2 separate regions of the Homo sapiens genome follow, and region 1 is linked to region 2. A link is a loop called in an ENCODE intact Hi-C map of the cell type or tissue named here. Cell type or tissue: heart right ventricle. All regions are shown on one strand. Links, peaks and the distances in the headings refer to the core of each region. The heading gives the core; the rest is flanking DNA.

The links. Hi-C counts contacts between places; a loop is a spot of excess contacts. Peaks named below come from ENCODE experiments on the same cell type or tissue, not always from the same donor. Only the 100,000 strongest peaks of a DNase experiment are listed, where the experiment ranks them.
Region 1: it touches region 2 in a loop (1.8-fold over the local background); 1 of 110 quality-filtered maps calls a loop at or near these places.

The regions. Positions count from the first base shown.
Region 1 is chr11:73,551,869-73,557,251 of GRCh38, forward strand. The region is part of intron 1 of FAM168A (family with sequence similarity 168 member A); the gene reads right to left. Among named protein-coding and RNA genes, the nearest start is that of FAM168A, 44 kb to the right of the region's middle. RefSeq lists an enhancer at 1-312 and a silencer at 1,832-2,056. In heart right ventricle, for the core only: no CTCF peak of the experiment used is centred there; no DNase peak of the experiment used is centred there; H3K27ac peaks cover 1,928 bases.
Region 2 is chr11:73,465,493-73,470,875 of GRCh38, forward strand. It overlaps FAM168A (family with sequence similarity 168 member A), which reads right to left. Exons shown (of 8, transcript NM_015159.3): 2 at 2,913-3,000. The coding sequence starts at 2,982. Among named protein-coding and RNA genes, the nearest start is that of RELT, 92 kb to the left of the region's middle. In heart right ventricle, for the core only: no CTCF peak of the experiment used is centred there; DNase peaks (open chromatin) are centred at 2,208 and 4,099; H3K27ac peaks cover 4,712 bases.

The DNA.
Region 1 (5,383 bases), core at 117-5,116, 86 kb after region 2:
AGAACTGCCATGTGCTATCAGCAGCAGCAGCCACAGTACAGTACTTAGGAAGTACTTAAATACCCATGCTGGTACAAAAGGATTTCTTAGTCTGCCCTGGAGAGAAAGGAATATGTGGGGAAAAGGAAGGAACGATCTCACATTTTTAAGAAAATATCTTTCAGTTTTACCTCCTCTCCTCTTCAAAAGCAGTGGACTTTCTTATCTTTGACCTCACAGTGCCTTAGCCTGGAGAGTTTTACCTACCCTTATGCCTTGTATAAACAAAATCCTAAGAACCAAGGATTTGGAATTGGACTAAAACTGGGTTCAATTCCAACTCTACCTCTTACAAACTGTGAACTTGGGCACATTTCTTAATCTTCCTTAGACTCTATTTCCTCATGTTTAAATGATAATGCCTAACCTTGAAGAGCTGTGGGGAAGACGAAAGAAAATGTATATAAAATATCTATAGAATGTCTAGCTCATATGGGCATTCAATACATGGTAACATTTAACACTCTCCTTTGTATTCCACTATAATTTACACTTTACAGTAATTATGCACCTTCTTTAAAAGTTTAAGAATTAAATGAATTAATTTAGGTAAAGGCTTTATAACAGTGCCTGGCACATAGTAGGCAAGCATTAAGTATTAGTTGTGGTGGTTGCTACTATTACATACCAATATCATAGTATGTTTCATAGTGAACTACAGTTTCTTTATTTGCTGTTTTCCTTTCTATCTAGTACTTAGCATAAAACCTGGCACGAAAGAGGTACTCAATTAACATCTGTTGACCAGTTGAATAAATAATGGATGAGGCCAGGCGTGGTGGCTCATGCCTGTAATCTCAACACTTTGGGAGGCCAAGATGGGTGGATCCCTTGAGGTCAGAAGTTCAAGACCAGCCTGGCCAACATGGCAAAACCCCATCTCTACCAAAAATACAAAAATTAGCCTGGTGTGGTGGCACACAACTGTAATCCCAGCTACTCGGGAGACTGAGGCAGGAGAAACACTACAACCCAGAAGGCAGAGGTTGCAGTGAGCCGAGATCGCGCCACTGCATTCCAGCCTGGGTGACAGAGTGAGATTCTGTCTCAATCAATCAATCAATCAATCAATAAAGGATGCATGACTGAAGGAATGAATTTAATTTATCATACAATTTTACAAAGTAGCCATTCAATAATATATTGTTTTATAAATTAATTAATCCTATCAAGCCCATATGATAAGAAAGGGAGTTATTATTATGGCCCTTTTTACAGATAATAAACAGAGTCCCAGAGAGATCAAAGGTTAAGGTCAGCCAGGTAGAGCAGGAATTAGAATCCCTTTGGTCTCTCAGAAACTAATTCTAGATTTTTTTTCAACGAGACCTTAATCCCTCCCACATTTTAAATATTACCTAAGGGATTGGTCAAGTTTTTCAAGTCTCTATGGTTTCAAGAAGGGCCCTCAAAGTCAGAAGATGCTACCAATAAATGATGGAAGGGTGAAGAAAGACCATGACCAAATGAGAAGTTCAGTATCTCTTCTTTGGGAAAGAAGGAATAAAGACCTGATTTCATCTGGCCTGAGCATAGAGAAAGCAATTAAGTCTGACTAATAAGAGGATAAAGCCCTCACTGTAAACAAATGAGGATGGAGGACACTGAGAGGATCAAATATGAAAGGCAGTATGGGGAGTTAGAGCCACTCGTCTACTCCTGTAAAGAGCATGACTACTCACAGTCTTTCTAGCGGGTAGTCACTCTTTCATTTAACAAATACTTAGTCCCTGCAATGATCTAGGATAATAACTCAACAGTGTATATCAAGAGCCTTTAAAAAGTTATACCTGGCCGGGCGCAGTGGCTCATGTATGTAACCCTAGCACTTTGGGAGGCCAAGGCAGGCAGATGGATTGAGCCTAGGAGTTCAAGACCAGCCTGGGCAACATGGTGAAACCCTACAAAAAATAAAAATAAAATTAAAAAAAATTAGCCAGGTGTGGTGCCGTGCACTTGTAGTGCCAGCTATTCAAGAAGCTGAGGTGGGAGGATAGTTTGAGCCCAGGAGGCGGAGGTTGCAGTGAGCTGAGATTGTGCCACTGCACTCCAGTCACTGCACCCCAGCCTGTGTGACAGAGCCAGACCCTATCTCAAAAAAATAAAAATAAAAATAAATTATACCTTCACTCCAATTACCCTATTCCTATTTATCCTAAGAAAACTACCAAAAAAATAAAGACTGAGGCCAGGCGCAGTGGCTCACACCTGTAATCCCAGCACTTTGGGAGGCCAAGGTGGGAGGATCACTTGAGCCAGGAGTTCGAGACCAGCCCGGGCAACACAGGGAGAACCCATCTCCACAAAAAACAAAATTTTAAATTAGCTGGGCATGGGGTGTTCGCCTACAGTCCCAGCTACTTGGGAGGCTAAGACAGAAGATCTCGAGCCCAGGAGTTTGAGGCTGCAGTGAGCTGTGATCACGCCACTGCACTCCAGCCTAGGTGACAGACCCAGACCCTGTCTCAAAAATAGAAAATGCTTATGATATAATGTTAAATTAAAAAATACTCCAAAAGACTACCTATAGTATGATCTTAATTATATAAAATAAATAGAAAAAAAACTTCAAAAAAGCCTAAATGCTGAGTTTTAAAAGTAATCTCTGCATGGCAGAATATAGAGCGATATTATTTGCCAAGTTTTCTAGTTTTTCCATAACAGGCATTTTTCCAAAAAACAAGGTGAAGGAGATTTTAGGACAAAAAATGAATATATAAAATGCCATCAGGATTAATTAAGATCATTAGAATCTCTGCTAGGTGAGAAACATATTAGAGGCATATTATTTTTACACAAAAAGATTATGTTAATCCTACTGAGAATTGACACAAATGCAAGGGTGAAATACAATGGGAGAGCAATAAAGAGGAAATCCCATCAGACTCCCAGGAGGTCACTTTCATTTCAGAATGTCTGTCATCAGCAAAGCCAAGTTCAATGAGTAAAGAGAGAAATGAAACTTGATGGGTGAAGAAGATGGCAAGCTAAGACCCACTGCTAAAATCCATAAGTTCCTCAAGATCATGGAACCTGTCAATTACCATATAGCGTGACAAAGGCCATGGAAGGAAGGCAGCAGCAGGAATGTGGCAAAGTCAAGAGAAGGTCAAGGTAGCCTTTGTTGAAGATGACTAATTTAAAGGAGAAAGACATTAGCCTAGAGGAAAAGGGCATTCTAGGAAAAAGGGAGAGCCTAGAGAATAGAAACAGCTTAACATGCCTTGGGAAATGACATGTATTTCAGTGTTGCTAGAGTCCAAAGTGCAAGGCAGGCTGTGGTGAAAGATGTAGTTGCAAAAGTCATCAGGGGCCTGTCTCAGAGGACCTGAATATCTGGTCTACCATTAAGCCAAGCAGCTATACATGAGTCAGTCAACAAGGGTACCATTCCAGTAGAAGAGAGAGTTAGGCAGCATTATAATAAAGATAAGTGATGGGTGGTTAGAGCAGAAGAGGAACACCCAATCCAGCCTGGGGGCTCATGAAAGGCCTCTAAGAGAAAATGCCAAAGTAAGGCACAAAGGAAAAATGGGGCTAAGGTCCCAGCACTTTGGGAGGTCGAGGCGGGTGGATCTCTTGAGGTCAGGAGCTCGAGACCAGCCTGGCGAACATGGCGAAACCCCATCTCTACTAAAAATATAAAACAAATTAACTGGGCGTGGTCATGGGCGCCTGTAAAACCAGCTACTTGGATGGTTGAGGCAGAAGAATTGCTTGAACCCGGGAGGCAGCGGTTGCAATGAGCCAAGATCTCACCACTGCACTCCAGCCTGGGTGACAGAGTAAGATTCCATCTCAAAAAAAAAAAAAGAGAAAATGGGGCTAAGGGCTGCAACGTCCAAAGTGAGGACACACAGTTGATACCTGGCCTAATCATAAACTCAGCAAATCAGAGAACTAGTGCCTGGCAAGGCTTCCAAAGAGGGAACCATTCTTATCAACAGAATGTAACCTCCAAGGACCTTGTTAGTCTTGTTCACTGCCAGGCTTCTAATACTAAAAATAGTGGGCATAAAGAAGCTGCTCTATAAATATTTGTGGAAAAAAAGAAAAAGAGAAAGGAAGGCTTGCTGTTATATTAAAAAGCAATGGGGCTGGTAAGCTCCAACCCAGTGTCATGCCAAAGACAAAAGAACAACAAAAAAAGCAATGGGGCTGGGTATAGTGGCTCACACTGTAATCCCAGCATTTTGGGAAGCAGACGCAGGAGGATCATTTGGGCCAGGAGTTCAAGAACAGCCTGGGCAACATAAGTGAAACCCTGGTTCTACCAAAAAAAATTTTTTTAATTAGCCAAGTGTGGTGATACATGCCTGTAGTCCTAGCTGGTTGGGAGGCTGAGGCAAGAGGATGGCTTGTGCCTAAGAATTCGAGGTTGCAATAAGCTATGATCGTGCCACTGCAGTCCCTCCTGGATGACAAAGTGAGAATTGTCACTTTTAAAAAAAAAAAGGCAGTGAGAACCCATTCCCTCCATCCCACCACTAGCAAATTAATAATAATAATAATAATTTAAATAATTAAATAAAATAAAAAGACAAATCCTATATGATTCTACCTATATGAGGTACTCAGAGTCATCAAAATCACAGAGACAGAAGATCGAATGGGGATTGTCAGGGGGGTAGGGAGAATGGGGCAATAGGGAGTTTGTGTTTAATGGGTAGAGAAATTTCAGATCTGTAAGATAAAGAGTTTTAGAGATAGTTGACAGTGATGGTCACACAACATTATGAATGTATTTAATACGCTAAACTATACACTTTCAAAAAATTGAGATGATAAATTTTATGTTATATGTATTTTACTGCAATAAAAAAAAATTGAGGGCCAGGTGCAGTGGCTCACGTTGGTAATCCCAGCACTTTGGAAGGCCAAGGCAGGAGGATCGCACAAGGCTAGGAGTTCAAGGACAGCCTGGCCAACATGGCAAAACCCTGCCTCTACTAAAAAAAAAAAAATACAAAAATTGACCAGGCATGGTGGCACGCACCTATAATCCTAGCTACTTGGGTGGCTGAGGCACAAGAATCACCTGAACCCAGGAGGCAGAGGTTGCAGTGAGCCAAGATCACACCACTGCACTCCAGTCTGGGCAACGGAGCAAGACACTGTCTCAAAAAAAAAAAGAGGAAAAAAAGCAATGGGAAATTCACAACCGCCAAAAGGTGGAAGCAACTCAAGTGTCTGTTGATGGATGAATGGATCAAAAAAATGTGGTATATACATACAATGGAGTATTATTCAGACTTAAAAAGGAAGGAAATTCTGACACGTACCAAAACATGATGAACCTTGAAGATATTATGCTAAGTGAATTAAACCAGTAATAAAGGACAAA
Region 2 (5,383 bases), core at 160-5,159:
AAAATACCAGACTGGGTGGCTTAAACAACAGACATTTATTTCTCATAGCTCTGGAGGGTAGAAGTCCAAGATTAGGGTGCCAGCATGGTCATGCTGTGTTGTTACACAGCAGAAAGAGCTCTGGTGTCTCTTCTTCTAAGGGAACTAATTCCATCATGAAGGTTCAATCCTCATGACCTCATCTAAACCTACAACGGTTCAATCTCCAATTACCATCCCATTGGGGATTAAGGGTTTCAACATACAGATTTTGGAGGGACACAAACATTCAGTTCATAGTATATAGTCTATGCTTAAACATTTGAAAGTATATGGCATATTACATTCTCTAAATTCACTCTGCCAAAATATATAAGGAACTAGTTATAACCACATTATAGATTGCTGCAAGTGTAAAAATAGGTATTTTCTGTAAAATACTGAGCTCAGGTTTTGTCACACAGTAAGTACTCGGTAAAGGGGCTTTAAAAGGGAGAGAGAGAGAGAGAGAGAGAAAGAACACTGTCAATTGGCTAGAAGACAGCTGCTTACTGGAATACTGCACCACAAAACTATATTTTATTTCCCATCTTCAGACTTCAAGAGAATTTCAAACCAGGAGTGTTTCCAACTCCTCTGTTCCCTGCAGCCACCATCCCATTTCCTCTGAAGCAGATGACAGTACAATGGACTTGACCCCCTGTACTTTTGCCCTCCTGAGGCTACCCCAAAATGCTGGCCAGGAACAGGATTCTAGCTCCTCAAAGGGAAGCTTTCCTAGCCCTAGAAATGGAAAAGACAATCCTCATCTTTAGTTTATCATGGGGAAGAGAGAAAGCAGCACATATTTTAAGACAGATTAGCTTACTGTAACAGAAAGCACATATACTTTGAAACCACAAAGAACTGAGTTCAAATATTTTCTCATCCCTTAGAAGCTATATACATTAGTCAAGTCACATGACCTGAATTAAACTACCATAGTTTTTTTATCTATAAAAACTATAGCATTTATGATTAATGAAATTATAATTAATATATAGTACCTAGTATGTTCTTACCAAATGATAATAATTTTAACATAACCATATAAATGCTTACTGTAATGCAATATATTTGGCATTTGTTTATAAATTATCTTTACTTAGATCTTCCATCTCCAGTAATACAGAAGAAAAATAACCTGAAAATCTGCCTACTGCATAATACCTAGAAAAGCTGGTTATGAAGTATAACAAACATTGTATTACGTAGAGTTGAGATTTTAAGAAAGAAAAAGAAATCCCTATTACTCAAAAAATGAAGAGGAAACTAAAAATCAGGAAGTCTATGTAGTAAGCTGATATTGGGATGCTTTGGGGAGATTTTTTAGTCTAGGCACTCAAAGGGCTTGCTTTTTACAGCCACCAGGGGTAGGAGATAGGCTGTGGGCCCTGGAACAGCCAAGAGCTGCAACTCAAATTCCCCTACATAAAGTTGGGACCTTGGAGGAGTCATAGTGTCAGTTAAAAAAAGAAAAAAAAAATCCAAAAGTACAGAGATTCAACAGCCAAGGTTGGGTTAAAAAATAAAAGTCTCCCTACAAATTTGAAACTTTGGCCTGTATGAAGTCTGAATTTATACTACTTATGTGGAGTTTATACTATCTGTGTGGTCCTAGAATCTACAGCAGGGAATTAACTTAAAACAGTTCCAGGCTCATAATATTCCTTGGTGATTAATAGAGACAAAAAAAGATCCTCCTTTCCTCTAGAGGAGTACAAATTATCTTGTTTGATTCTCACAACTGTCCTATGAAATGGATAATATTTTGTCCCATTCCCAGAATTATCTAGTATGAAATAGATAATATTATCCCAGTTCATCACAGAAATTAAGTCTGGGGAGGTTAGGGCAAGTTGTCCAAAGTCACTCAGCTATTCTCTGACAGAGCTGGGATTTGAACCTGGTTGTTGTCCAGTCAGTCAAAACACATTACCGAGTCCTACTATGTGCCAAGCAGAGATAAAGTCTGTTCCCTTTCCAATTTTGGAAATTTGGAAAATTTGACAAAGTCAATTCCCCTTCCAGATTTACAATGTTTAAATCTTGATGCAAATCAATAGATAAATGCAACTGTTCTCTTCCTTCTCTAGTTTAGCAACTTAGTAAGAACGAAGGCAGCCAGGATCAAAGCAAATAGGAAACCAAAGCCCCACAGGGTTCCCTTGGGCTCCGTCTGCCAAAGCAGTTCAGTTCCCTCTGGCAGAGGAACTTAAGTTGCTGGAACACTCTGAACTGGAAAGGGGAAAAGCAACAAGCTCCATGAGCTAGTAGGGTATAGGGTACTGCCCCATGAGTCCTGGTTACTGGAAATTAATTTTGTTAGAATAAATATACAAATACAAATTCAAACAGAAAATATTTACTGTTAATTTAAGTAATAAGGACAATGAAACTGTTGTGATAAACACAAACATGGGAAATAGAAAGTTAGTGATAACAGTTACAGTTATATCAGGCTGAAACTCCAATATATTTCTGAATGTTAATTTGGTTGCATAGCATTGAGAAAATCCTGATTTAAAAACATAAGCAGATATAAATGGTAGCATTTTTTAAAAAAATTAACAGGCATTCTTAGAAGCTTAACACACTGATCATCTAACACGTATTCATGTTTTATAAAAATAGTTCTCAATATTTTAAAATAATCAAATCAAATGTTTGCAGACTCTCTAAAACACTCTCCTGGTATTATTGTAGAACAAAGTTGGGAAACAACCACACAACAGGTTCTCTGAGATCTTTCCGCTGGACCTCAGACATATCTTCTGCATGTTCCCAAACTTTCCCAAGACTTTTGGAGGTATACGTTAGGAGGAGGAGCAAGTTATTTGGTAATATCCTTAACCACCATTTCTCAAAATGAGAGCCATTCTCACACTACTCACCCGTGTAGGCCATGTTCTTAGGGTTGCCATAAGGAGCCCCAGGCTGCACGGGGCTGTAAACAGGGTTCATTGTGGAAGACTGAGGATCCTACAGAGAAAACAAAGAAAACAGCACTGATATTGATTGTTCATTCTTCCTGACATCAGCTTCTCCTCCATAATCTTCAGTTTTCCCTGAAAGGAAAGCATCAGGGTGTAGTGGAAAGAAGACTAAACAAAAAAGCCAATTTGCTTGTAGTTGGCCCTATGTTAAATACTTTCCCCATTTGACAGATGAAGATAGTAAGGAGCAAGGAAGTAATATAACTTGCCTAATGTCAACCTAGGCATTTTGGCTCTCAGCTCAGTGTTAGTCCCACTATCCCACAGACAGCTCTGGCACTAGAGTACTATGTGGCATTGGCCATGTCACTTCCCCTGTCTGGACTTCAATGTCCTGATATAAAATGAATTAGTTTAAGATCTCTGAGGTCCTTTCTAATTCCAATGTTGTTAGTCTAAGAGTTGGAAAAGGATAAGCTTTCTACGGTTCACTAGAGGAGCTTGGTGTCTGGTGACGAGCAAACAGACTGCTGGAAGGAAAAGCAGTGTCTCATCCGCCCCTTACACCTGCAGAGGACAAGATACCAGTTACCAGCAGCTTTAAAAACAGAAAAGGGAATTTGTTGCCACTGATAATTTTAATGCAAACAAGGAAATATGGCTAGGATTTCTCTCCAAATTTATTCAAGGGAAAGAAATAAACTTGGAAATTTGTGTGCAATAAGTATCACCTGCACAAGTGCTCTGTTAATTATCTTAATGAAGCACATTCTCCATTCTGATTAATGGAAAATCTGTCATTAAGCTCTATTAGCCAGCCAATTTGTCCCACCTTGTTTAGGGAGCCTTTCCTTACTATATAGCCTGACACATTTGAAAATGTGTCTCCAAATATATTATTTACACATCATAAAAATCAAACAATTCCTTCCTAACTAGGTTCACAAGATAGATGAGCAATTTTTTAGGTCATTAACTTCTCTTGTATCACTTCAAAATAGGAAACAAGTCAAATGTTGAAGGCAGGCAGTGAACAGCTGGCATGATGACAACTGCTCTGTGATTAGTCTGTCTAGGGTTCAAAAATGAGATGTGGAGAAAAGGTGGGCTAACAAGGAGAGGAAGCTGGGACCATCAGATAAGCAAAACGGAAAATGCCATTGGCCAATTTCAGAGGACAGAATGTCCTAAAACATACGTAATGTGTAGCCCTGGCAAACTACCCCAGGGCAACGAGCTAGATAAAATTACCATCAGCCAACAAACTGAAACTAGAACAACTTGAAGATGAAAGTTAAAGGAGTTATATATATATTTCAGTTAAACTTAAGGGAAAAAAATATTCTCACAGCCAGAGTTATCTAAAAATATACCCAAGTAACATACACTCTCTCTCTAAATAAAAGCACTCTCCTCGCAGAGTATTGAGACATTAATAATGAAAAGAGATCATAGATTTTTTGTTTTTGTTTTTGTTTTTTTTGAGACGGAGTCTCACTCTGTTGCCTAGCCTGGAGAGCAGTGGGGTGATCTTGGCTCACTGCAACCTCTGCCTCCTGGGTTCAAGCGATTCTCCAGCCTCAGCCTCCCGAGTAGCTGGGACTACAGGCACGTGCCACCATGCCTGGCTAATTTTTTGTATTTTTAGTAGACAGGGGTTTCACCGTGTTAGCCAGGATGGTCTCGAACTCCTGACCTCGTGATCCACCCACCTCAGCCTCCCAAAGTGCTGGGATTACAGTCGTGAGCCACCGCGCCTGGCCGATCATAGATGTTAAAATAAGTTGCAAACTGTCAAGTGACATGCAAATGTAAACAATGATGATGTGGCAATGTTGCTCATGTGACAACAACAACACAGAGACTACTTGTACTCCTTCCAGCTTTGGGTCTCTCTTCTACCCAACCAGTTCTCTGCGTGGTACATCAGGATGAGAAAGACTGATAAAGTGCTGCAGTGGTTTGAATGTTTCCCCCCAGAAAGCACGTGCTGGAAGCTTAATAACCATTTTAACAGTAATTAAGATGTGGGACTGTTAAAAGGTGATTAGGCCATGAGGGATCTGCCCTGATGAATGAGTTAATGCCATTATTACAGGAGTGGGTTTTATCATGGTGGGCGTGGGTTCCTCACAAAAGGATGCGTTTGGCCCCCTCTTGCTCTCTGTCACCCTCTTTTGCCCCTCTCTCTTCCACCATGGGATGACACAGCAAGAAGGCCCTTGACAGATGCTTGTACTCTGATATTGGACTTCCCAGCCTCCAAAACTATAAGCCAATACATTTCCATTCATTATAAATTACCCAGTCTGTGGTATTCTGCTATAGCAGCACAAAAAGGACTAAGACAAGTGCTAAGCAGTACAACTTACCTGTAAACATCTGAGCACTCTCCTACTGAGAAGACACTCTGTGTTGCTGATTGGACA